Regions from separate parts of the Homo sapiens genome. Here all the other regions are linked to region 2. The links are chromatin contacts, found by Hi-C or POLR2A ChIA-PET in ENCODE. All regions are on one chromosome and are shown on one strand. The core of a region is the stretch at or near the end of the contact, and the rest is flanking DNA. Distances in the headings are between cores, read along the strand shown. Region 1 holds the start of BAG6 (BAG cochaperone 6). Region 2 holds the start of ABCF1 (ATP binding cassette subfamily F member 1). Region 3 holds the start of PPT2 (palmitoyl-protein thioesterase 2).

What was found. Hi-C counts contacts between places; a loop is a spot of excess contacts on that map. ChIA-PET counts read pairs that join two places held with the same protein, here RNA polymerase II (POLR2A). Pooled maps may share reads with other maps.
Region 1: a map with no recorded cell type shows a loop between it and region 2 (9-fold over the local background). The contact joins the promoter of BAG6 here to the promoter of ABCF1 in region 2. A Hi-C loop is called at or near these places in 1 of 168 maps with a recorded cell type or tissue (CD4-positive, alpha-beta T cell), 1 of 37 single-sample maps with no recorded cell type and 6 of 50 pooled maps. POLR2A ChIA-PET finds 5 or more read pairs at or near these places in 1 of 52 experiments (naive thymus-derived CD4-positive, alpha-beta T cell).
Region 3: POLR2A ChIA-PET joins it to region 2 with 15 read pairs in H1. The contact joins the promoter of PPT2 here to the promoter of ABCF1 in region 2. POLR2A ChIA-PET finds 5 or more read pairs at or near these places in 2 of 52 experiments (H1 and activated naive CD4-positive, alpha-beta T cell).

The regions. Positions count from the first base shown.
Region 1 is chr6:31,650,995-31,654,281 of GRCh38, forward strand. BAG6 (BAG cochaperone 6) reads right to left here and starts at 1,667. Exons shown (of 26, transcript NM_001387994.1): 1 at 1,430-1,667; 2 at 662-782. The coding sequence starts at 769. It also overlaps a transcript of APOM not described here. RefSeq lists enhancers at 536-1,115, 1,116-1,695, 1,696-2,275.
Region 2 is chr6:30,569,215-30,572,770 of GRCh38, forward strand. ABCF1 (ATP binding cassette subfamily F member 1) reads left to right here and starts at 2,228. Exons shown (of 25, transcript NM_001025091.2): 1 at 2,228-2,346. The coding sequence starts at 2,274. RefSeq lists an enhancer at 1,848-2,409.
Region 3 is chr6:32,152,184-32,155,850 of GRCh38, forward strand. It overlaps PPT2 (palmitoyl-protein thioesterase 2), which reads left to right and starts at 1,958. Exons shown (of 9, transcript NM_005155.7): 1 at 1,958-2,221; 2 at 2,404-2,594; 3 at 2,847-3,000; 4 at 3,505-3,600. The coding sequence starts at 2,412. It overlaps PPT2-EGFL8 (PPT2-EGFL8 readthrough (NMD candidate)), which reads left to right and starts at 1,816. Exons shown (of 16, transcript NR_037861.1): 1 at 1,816-2,221; 2 at 2,404-2,594; 3 at 2,847-3,000; 4 at 3,505-3,600. LOC100507547 (a long non-coding RNA gene) reads right to left here and starts at 2,182. Exons shown (of 3, transcript NR_037172.1): 1 at 2,106-2,182; 2 at 1,554-1,653; 3 at 619-989. It also overlaps a transcript of PRRT1 not described here.

The DNA of each region.
Region 1 (3,287 bases), core at 417-2,916, 1.1 Mb after region 2:
AGACCTGACCAATGTCTATCAGTAAGACACACTTGCTTAGGGTTCCTGTGCTGTTTCCCTTCCCAAAGGCCAGAGCCATGCCTGTCCCTTTGGGTTGGGGTCCACCCATGATGATGACACACAGATTCTTCCTTCCTCTGTATTTCCCTCTGCATTAAGTTCTATCCATGTGGAGGACAGAACAAAATCAGCCTCACTCACAAAACATCAGAAAACGTTCTACTGGAATACGAACAAAGGGATCAATAAAAATAAAATCTGAGGCCAGGTGCGGTGGCTCATGCCTGTAATACCAGCACTTTGGGAGGCCGAGGAGGGCACATCACCTGAGGTAAGGAGTTCGAGACCAGCCTGACCAACATGGTGAAACCCCGTCTCTACTAAAAATACAAAAATCAGCTGGGTATAGTGGCACACGCCTATAATCCCAGCTACTCAGGAGGCTGAGATAGGAAAATCGCTTGAACCCAAGAGGTGGAAGTTTCAGTGAGTCGAGATCGCGCCACTGCACTCCAGCCTGGAAGACAGGGCGTGACTCCATCTCAAAAAAAAGAAAAAAAAAGAAAATCTGGTGACCAGAAAATCAAGCTCATCTCTCAGGCTAAGGGGCCTAAACGAGGAAAAGCTAAAGGTGTCTTCCAGAACTAGTGAGGTGTCTCACCTGGGCCCCCACAATAAAGGTACGAGTTTGAGAGTCCAAGGTCTTCACCAACACCTCCAAGCTGTCAGGCTCCTCCACAGCGGTACTGGTACTATCATTAGGCTCCATGGCCGACAGGTCTCTAAAGAAGAACGAAGGAAGGAAGGCCCGCTGTTGCCCAGACCAGAGTGTACCCGAAAGACTCCCTAGCATTAATCCCTGCCCCAATACCTAAAAAGTTTCTCCTGCACACACACACATTCACACCTGTCCCCATCCCCCTTCTGATTCCGGGGCACAGGGAGAGAAACACAAAGGGCAGGAGATCGACGGCTTAGGGAGCTGGAGGACGAGAGGTGGGAGGGGCTCCACGACGCCAATCACAATAAGCAGGGAGCCAGTCAGATTAGGAAGGAAGCACGAGACCAGAGACTAGTGTCATCACCGGTCACGGCAGGACAAGCGCCCCAGAGGTCGGAAAATCCTGGGACAACGCGAAAGCGGTGGTCGCCCCACACTCTGCGGAGAAAGTGGTTTCGCGCACGCGCGCCACGCCCATCGAACCCTCCTAACTCACTATAGACCCGAAACGGCACTCACGGGGCGACAGACCTGCTAGCTGACTGCCCGCGTCTACTGCCTTCCCACGGTGTTCCAGCAGAACGGCACAACTAACCCACAGCCAAACACACACACACACACACACACACACACACACACACACACCCACCACCCCGCGGCTCCGCCCCCGACTTCCCCACGGACCGTCACTTCCGGTCTCCCCCAAACCTGCCACCGACGGCCACTTCCGTTTCCCCGATAGTATTTGGGGATCTCGAAGCGATACTTCCGGCTCCCCCCAGGTCCCCAAGCTTTACTTTTGTGGGGCACGACGAGAAAGTCCGCAGCCCCAAACAGTGAGTTTCTGAGGGCGAGTCGGGCCGGGGCCGGCCTAGGTGGGAGGGAGCCGAGCACCCCGAGGAGCCGCCACCGCTGTCGCCCGGGGGACCGTACTACGCCTGCGTGCGTCGCACTACGGATGCGTGGACACTTAAGCATCGCCCCACCCCCTCCCCCCTCTGGCGGCGTTCACGTCTGTGCGCGCGCTTGAGCGCTAGAAGATTGAGGTGGCTACCGTAAATGCCTGAAAAACAGTCACCAGCTGGGACTCTACCACTGCCTCGAGAGGGGCTATGGACGGTCGTATGGACCTTGGACTTTGGAGATGGGGGATTATGCCACATTCATCTATGTTTAAATCTTGGCAGGCTGATAATTTCAGGCGGCACTGTCCTAGCCAGCTAAAACTCTTCTCCACCCTATTGCCCTCGCTGCGCCCTTTCTTCTGTGCCTCCGGAAGTTACTCTTTCAGTAGGCGTTTGGGGGCGGCACTGGTCAATTTTGTTCTCGGTTGCTTGGTTGGGCTAGATTTCGGTTCTGCCGGGTGGGCGTTTTAAGGGCTGTGGGCGTCACATTCGTCGGTGTGTGGCCAAGGGGACATGACACGTTTTAGGAAAAGTAAACGTGCTACTAAGTTGCACGACTTGTCAAGAAAAGAGGCGCTTCCGAGTTTGAGAATTGGGAGCAAATGGAGTCCGAGTGGACAGAAAGACAAGACCCTGACCGTGGGGAATTTAAAGGCCGGCCAGCGTGCTTCCGAAGGCCGGGGGTGGAGGCATTACCGCCTCTCCGTGCCCTCTTCTCTTAACCTGCCCTGGGCCAAGGGCCTCGGCCCCGCGAAACTGCGAGTCCTCCAGAAAGACACATCGCTGTTGGGGTGTCCAACCTTTCTGGGATTCGTAGTTTATACCCAGGTCCTGGTTATATTTTAGTTAAGAGTTCTAATAAGCAGCTGTTTAATGAGCACTTGTGCCAGCCCATATACTACGGGTTTTGTGTATTATTTTAAAAAGCCTTTTAACGAGCTTTTAACATTTTTTAAGTGAGTACACTTAGACGAACATAAGTGTCAGAATTGACAAATCCAGGCCTACAGGACTCCAGATCGAGCACTTGTACTTTACTGCCCCAATAAAAAGCTGTTAACATTTTAGCTTATTTTTTTGAGAGAGGGTCTCGCTTTGTCGCCCAGGCTGGAGTGCAGTGGCGCAATCACAACTCACTGTAGCCTCTGCCTCCCGAGCCCAACCGATCTTCCCACCTCAGCCTCCCTAGTAGGGACCACAGATGCACACCACCACACCTGGCTAATTTTATTTTTATAGAGATGGGGTCTTGCTATGTTGCCCAGCCTGGTCTTGCAGACTTGGCCTCCCAAAGTGCTGGGATTATAGGTGTGAGCTACTGTGCCTAACCACATTTTAGCTTTTTATTACAAAAATTTTCGGCCGGGCGCAGTGACTCACACTTGGGAGGATGAGGCGGGTGGATCACGAGGTCAGGAGTTCAAGACCAGCCTGGCCAAAATGGTGAAACCCCATCTCTACTAAAAATACAAAAATTAGCCTGGCGTGGTGGCGGGCGCCTGTAATCCCAGCTACTTGGGAGGCTGAGGCAGAGAATTGCTTTGAACCCGGGAGGTGGAGATTGCAGTGAGCCAAGATCGCGCCACTGCACTCCAGCTTGGGCAACAGAACGAGACTCCCATCTCAAAAAAAAAAAAAAAAAAATTCAAACATTACACCAA
Region 2 (3,556 bases), core at 978-3,477:
AGCTGGGACTACAGGCGCCCGCCACCTCGCCCAGCTAACTTTTTTGTATTTTTAGTAGAGATGGGGTTTCACCATGTTAGCCAGGATGGTCTCAATCTCCTGACCTCGTGATCCACCCATCTAGGACTTCCAAAGTGCTGGCATTACAGGCATGAGCCACCGCGCCCCAGCCCAGGTCATCCTTTTAAAATGTAGGTTGGATCACATCACTCTGCTCAGAACTCTGCAGTGACTTCCATTTAAATCAACAGAAGAAGCCAAAATCCTTAAGATAATTTAAAAGACCTTTCCCAATCCAGACCCTGCTTTACTTCTCTTTTCACCTTTCCCACAACTCTGGCTCACTCGTGCCACTCCAGCCCCTCTTGCCTCCTTCCTGTTTGTTCCCCATGTATGTCCGAACACTCCTGTCACAGGGCTTTACTCCAGCTGTTTCTTATGCTAGAAAGGCCCTTCTCCTGGAAATCCATGTGGCCAAAACTAATCTTCTTTAATGATTTGCTTGAATTTCACTTTACTGAGGCCTCATTTAAGACTAAAATCTGTCCTCTTGATACTTTTAAACTTGATCCATATTTTCTTTTATCTATAGGATCATCTCCCCTGCTGGAAACCTAATCAGAGATCTTTATTTTATTCAGTAGTATCCCAAGAGCGTAGAAGAGTGCCTGGCACATACTATACACTCAATAAATATATTTGTTGAACAGATGAATGAAAAAATGAGGCAGACTTAGCTGGCTGATGGATTGATTAGGGGAGGAGGAATGGAGAAAGAGGATGATGACCTTTCAGTTTTGGCCCAAATAACTGAATGACCTGTGGTGCAATTTCTTGATGGGGAAGCCTGGAAGAGACAGGCTTTAGGAGTAAGAACAAGAGCTCCATTTTGTACGTATGAGAGAGATTTATTAAAGATCTCAGAGAAGATGTCCCATAAGCAGTTGAATTCATGAGCCTGGAGCTCGGGGCAGAAGTTGGGGGCCAGCAAGAGAAGTTTGGGAATCTTCATTGGTTATAGATGGTATTTAAAGTCAGGAGGTGATAGGTGATAAGTCTAGATTAAGGAGAGTGTCAAAGATTTAGCCCTGAGGCACTTCAACATTTAGACTTCAGGAGAAGCCCATTAGATGCAAAGGAAACCTATAGAGAGTAGTGTCCCTGAAGAAAACAAAGGAGGGAGGGAGCGACCAAGTCTATCAAACATTGATGGGAGAGTGAGTAGGATGGCCCCAGATCTGTTGACTTTGGCAAGTGTGAATTCAGACAATGGTGGCAACAAAAGCATGATTGTAGTGGTTTGAGAGCTGACAGAACTACAGGAGCACCTTGCTCAAGCTCCCATATTAAGTGGTAGAGTTAGAAGTGAACCAAAGTCTTGATTGTGGTGATAGTTTACTGGGTTTATGCAGGTCAAAACTTATTTAAGTGATACTTTGCAGTTTATTTTGGGTGCCATTTTATTTTGTGTACAGTTTATTGTATGTCAATTATATCTCAGTAAAGCTGTTACCAAAAAAAATAAATGAACCGAAGCTCCACTGCACCGTGACTTCTGCATGTTGGGCTCCAGTTCCCTGTTTACAATTGTACACTTCGGGATTTTGTGACACATTTCAACACTGGACCGATCAGACCTCTCCCTTAGCCATTGGTCTGCACTGTCTTTTCTGCCCATGACCCAGTCAGTCTCGCGCCCCATGACCCTCTCCTAAAACACGCGCAGTCTCCTCTCTCTTCCCCTTCCTCTCGTGTCTTCCTTGCCTACCAGCCTCACCTGATGGGCTCGTGTTCTCTCCGTCCCCGATCCACTCGGGCTCCGGCAGCTGCTGCTTGGGCGCCTTCGGCATCGCGGTGGCAGAACTAGAAACGAGTTACAGATAGAAACTAGAATATGCTTTTTAAAAAAACAAAAAACAAAACAAACAAAAAAACAGTATGCCTCAACTCCTTCATACTAGTAGGAAATTATTATGTTCATTCCTTGAGTCTCGCGGCGTCGGGAGGTCACGGCGTCAGGCTTCCCAGACAGTCGTAAACGCCATGTGTTTACGCGACTGGAGCAAGCGGACGCCGGCCCCGCTCCGTCATTGCAGGCCACGCCTCCACTGAACCAGGGCCACGCCCCCGAGATGACGGCGAAGCTCGCACGTGCGCAGCCCGGGGGCGGGGTTGGCCGCGCCAGCTTGGAGAGCCAGCCCCATCGGGGTTCCCCGCCGCCGGAAGCGGAAATAGCACCGGGCGCCGCCACAGTAGCTGTAACTGCCACCGCGATGCCGAAGGCGCCCAAGCAGCAGCCGCCGGAGCCCGAGTGGATCGGGGACGGAGAGAGCACGAGCCCATCAGGTGAGGCTGGTAGGCAAGGAAGAAACGAGCAGAGGGGGAAGAGAGAGGAGACTGCGCGTGTTTTAAGAGAGGGTCATGGGGCACGAGACTGACCGGGCCCCTGCGGGAGTTACTGCGCATGCGTGCCGTGGGCCCGGGAGGAGTTTGCCGGGGAGGAGTGGGTTTGGAATCGGGGTTAAAGGAAAGAGATCCAGATGTCGCACGTGACCTAAGTGAGACTGGGCGAGATAAAAGAAAGAGCATATGGCACCGAGGGAGAGATGGGGAGAAATGGGAAAACCTTGCTTAAAAAATTTGGACATCCGCCCCACCATACACTGTATTCCACCAGGAATATATGAGCCCTGCCTCGACCTCCCCTTCCCCCTGCGCGCGCATACACACACCTTGGGAGCCTGTGATCCCCCTTGTTTCTCAAGAGAGGGTGACTCCTTCATGGTTTCTTTCTTAAGACACCCCTCTCACTCAACTGGAGCAAGAGTGTAGATTTTTGATGTTGGAATGAGGGTTAAGGTTTACTTAAAAAGCAGCGAAAGTTTGTTAAGCGCTTGTTTTTAATTAAGCACTCTATATACTGTGCTTTGAGAGGGGAAGGAAAAAAACATGAAGATATCCTCCCAGGGTTGAAGTCAGTTTTAAGGGGGACATAAATGGACACAACTAACCCCAGTAGGTACACAGTAACTAATTTTAAAAGCACTTATTGGATGCCTACTGTATACCAGGTACTGTGTGGAGGAAGTGGGAATGTAGAGATAAAAGATAAGACTTTCCCTCAAGGGACAACCCAGTATGGTGAAGGGTCAGAGCATTAACCAGACAGACAGTGGTTGTCAGAGTATGATGAAGGTGCTTAAGAATGTTATGGGACTGTAGAAGAGAGGAGGAGCATCTACTCAGACAGGTAAGGGAGTGTCAGCAAAGCCTCCCAAGAATATGTAATAGCTGAGTATTTTTTTTTGAGGCACATTGTAGCTCCATCACCCAGGCTGGAGTGCAGTGGCATGAACATGGCTCACTGCAGCCTCCACCTCCTGGGTTTAAAGGATCTTCCTGCCTCAGTCTCCCAAGTAGTTGAGACTACTGGCATGCACCACCACACCTTATTTTTAAAATTTTTTGTAGACACAAGATCTGGCTATGTTGCCTAGGCTGGTCTCAAACTCCTGGGCTCAAGTAATTCTCCTGCCTCAGCCTCCAAAAGTGCTGG
Region 3 (3,667 bases), core at 708-3,207, 1.6 Mb after region 2:
AGGAAGGAAGGAGAACTCTCTGGAGTCTCCCCCACCAAGACTCAGTGATTGTATTGTGGGAGGAAGTGAACAGGTTCTCAGTGGAGTTAATAACCCAGGTGCCTCCAGAGGCAGGTCGTCTCCCCCTCTTAGCTCCCTGCAAGGTGCCAGGGTCTTCTCCCAAATCCTTGGCCCCAGTTTCCTCCTCTTTAGAAGAGATAAATACTTGTGTGTGAGAGAGAATTGTGCAGAGTTCAGAACTGCGATGGTCTGAAAAGTTCCCAGGGTTTGGTGAACCTACCAACCTAGCAGTAAAGAGGGAGGCCCAGGTCTGTAAATCAGGGGGAGCTGGGCCTTGGAGGGAAAAGGGAGAGAGAGTTTGGGCGGTGTGCATACATACCTTCTTCGTCCAGGACTAAGGAGCTGAAGCTCTTTTGGAGGGGGTAGGGGGTATGACTTAACTGCTCATTTCTGGCAGCTCTGTTGGTAATGTGTGCTTGTTCCCCCACTTTCCCTTTGCTTTTGAGGCTGCTTAGAGTCTCTGGGCTGGTCAATGTTCAGATCCATTCCCTAAACCCCCCTACTCCCACCCACCACCTCCCACCAAGACGCATCTCCAGCTCCTGAGTCGACCTGCAGTACAGCGTTATTAGTCTTTTTATTTGCTTATTGCATCTTGGGAGCGCGTGGGTGGGTGAAGGGAGCGAGGATAGGAAGTCTATGGAGATTTACACCAGTTTTTTTTTTTTTTTAAACAAAAACACAGCCAGATAATTATTATTCTTCCCTTACGTCCCCCCAGCCCCCACCTGGGGCAGTCGCTCTCCCGGCTGCGTCCCTTTTCGTCCATGTCCTAGCAGAGACTACAGAGCAGTACAGAGGCTCTCGCTGAAACCAGTCCCAGGCTCCACAGAGTCAGATCACGGCTTCACACCAGTCGTTCTGGTCACTTAGGCGTTCGCGTGAGCGCTCAACCCCTTACCGCCACCTCATCGTCACTCTACACCATTCTGAGCGCAAAAATGTTTTGATTGAGACAAATTTAGACCAAGCAATGACCTTGTAAACAGAGAGAGGGGCTCAGACATGCTGAGAAATCCTTATCTCTAGAGAAACGTCTTTAAATGCTAAGTAAAAGCCCTAGCAAGTAAAAGCCCTGAGGCACTAGGGTGTCGGTTAGGGGTCACAGGCGGAGAGGTGGGGCGCCTGGGGGTTTCGGTAGGGAGCCACCCACAGATAACTCAGACAGCCAGATTCTGGGGGTCGTTCAGGTTGAAAGACTGGTCGAAATTACGCGGGCATGAGTCAGCGCATCCCTACGCGCCCTCCGCCCCTTGAGGGTGGGTCGCTTATAGGGAGGGGAGTAGAGTAGGGCAGGAGAAACTGGGCCAGGCTGCACTTAGCTCAAGGGGCCTCGAGGACTCTCTGCGTCTCTGGAGACAAGGGCACTACACGCACTTCAGAATGAAGAGTTGTAAGTCGCTGACCTGGGGCGGACTGGAGGGTGGGGTGGGGTGGGTGTTGAGGGGCACGCCCGGGCTGGCATCAGCCCTCCAGGCCACCCTGCCACTCACCCAGCACACGGCAAAATGCAGAGGACTACCTTTCCCTGGTCCGCCCCCTGGCCGCCCCTTGGGGAATGCAAACTTCGTGTTCTGCTGCGGAGCCAGACGCCTGTATTGGGAAGTGGGGAGAATCAAGGCGGGGAAATCGGACTTTTGGGTCGCTGGGGGCAACGAAGCCTGGAGAGGCCTTCTTTCCATTCCCAGAATATGTTTGCTGCTTTTTCCTCTCCCCACTGGCCTAAATGGATCGCTCCGCCTGTTTCCTCCCCAGCACCTAGGGCGCAATGGAATATTCCATTGCCCCTCCTGTCCTGGGTCTGTGTTGCGGGGAACGCTCGCGCGGTTGCCAGAGAAAGCCCCGGACGTGACGGATTTGCGCGACCCCAAGCAGCCCGCCCTTCCCCCTCCCATCCGTCATTCCCCTGCGCTCTCTTTCCTCACCCTTCCCCCCGCCACCGTGGGTTCCAGACTTGGGATAAGTAAACAGCGGGTGGAGCGAGGCCTACGGACCCAGGCCAGGTGGGAGTCTGCACTCTTCAAGGGGCCTGGGCTGCTGCTCACGGGTATTAAAGAACTCCGCGTTGTTCATGGCTGAGGCGATGCATTAGGAAGATCCTGGACCTAGAGAACAAGTCCCCCGAACGCTGAGTTGGAGGCGGGACTTCGGGTGCGCGTTGGTGCGTCAACGTGGTGGGGGGGTGTGTTTGTAGGGAGAGGGCTGGAGTAAGTTAAAAGTAGGCTATTTTGTGACACGGACCTGGTGTGGGAGCGAGAGGAGGTGGCTTGATTGCCGGGCGTCTGTTCCGAGGGAGGAGGGTGTTGCCATCTCCCTCACATGCCCTTATCACCCCTTTCTCAGGCGGGAGCATGCTGGGGCTCTGCGGGCAGCGGCTCCCCGCGGCGTGGGTCCTGCTTCTGTTGCCTTTCCTGCCGCTGCTGCTGCTTGCAGCCCCCGCGCCCCACCGCGCGTCCTACAAGCCGGTCATCGTGGTGCATGGGCTCTTCGACAGCTCGTACAGCTTCCGCCACCTGCTGGAATACATCAATGAGGTCTGGCAGGGGACACCTGGGTGCAGGGCGTTAGAGGCGTCTACTGTGGCAGGGGAGGGAGAGCGGGGAACTGAAAGCCACCCCTCTGGGCCTGCCCAGTTCCTCAGGGAGCTGGTGCTGGCGTGGGGGAGAGTTGGGGGACGGGATCCCTGGTTCTAGCAGGGTACAATAGACCTGTGGACGCGGGCCAGGGGGTGGCGTGTGGGAGCTTCTTAGCCTATCCCCGGTGGCTGCATTGCCCCCTTCCCACAGACACACCCCGGGACTGTGGTGACAGTGCTCGATCTCTTCGATGGGAGAGAGAGCTTGCGACCCCTGTGGGAACAGGTGCAAGGGTTCCGAGAGGCTGTGGTCCCCATCATGGCAAAGGCCCCTCAAGGGGTGCATCTCATCTGCTACTCGCAGGGTAGGCGACTCCCCTGCCCCTAACTCCTAAGCCCTATCTGAGGCTTGATCCTTATCTGAGGGACACTTCCTAGCGTCCCTTTTTCTGAACCACATTGCTCCAGGCACAACCCTGGTACCTGAGCCCTTCCTTTCTGACTTCCCTCAGCACCTGGGTCTCATCTCTGTCTTGAATGGGAGGGAGGCTCCCTACACTGCTGCCCTTTTGCTTCCTGTTACCCATGGTTCTTGGACATAAGGGCTAATGGGGCAGGTAAAAACATCCTAGAACTAGAGGCAGGAGGCCCAGCATCTAATTCGGGCTCAGTCACTTATATGATGTGTGACCTTTTGGCACAGGGTGTGCCTGCCTTCTGTAAGCCTCAGTCTCCTTTGTGTACAGTGTGTGTCTGTGTGTGTCTCTGTGTGTGTGTGTGTGTGTGTGTGTGTGTGTGTGGTGGGGGTGGGGGGTGCTGCTGGCTTTGCTGTCCTTAAGTGCCTGCCCAATGTGGTGTTCTGCTTACAGGGGGCCTTGTGTGCCGGGCTCTGCTTTCTGTCATGGATGATCACAACGTGGATTCTTTCATCTCCCTCTCCTCTCCACAGATGGGACAGTATGGAGGTGAGTGGGCACTAGACTCCATAGAATGCCCTGAGTTTTGGGGGAACAGAGGTTTATGGTCACTTAG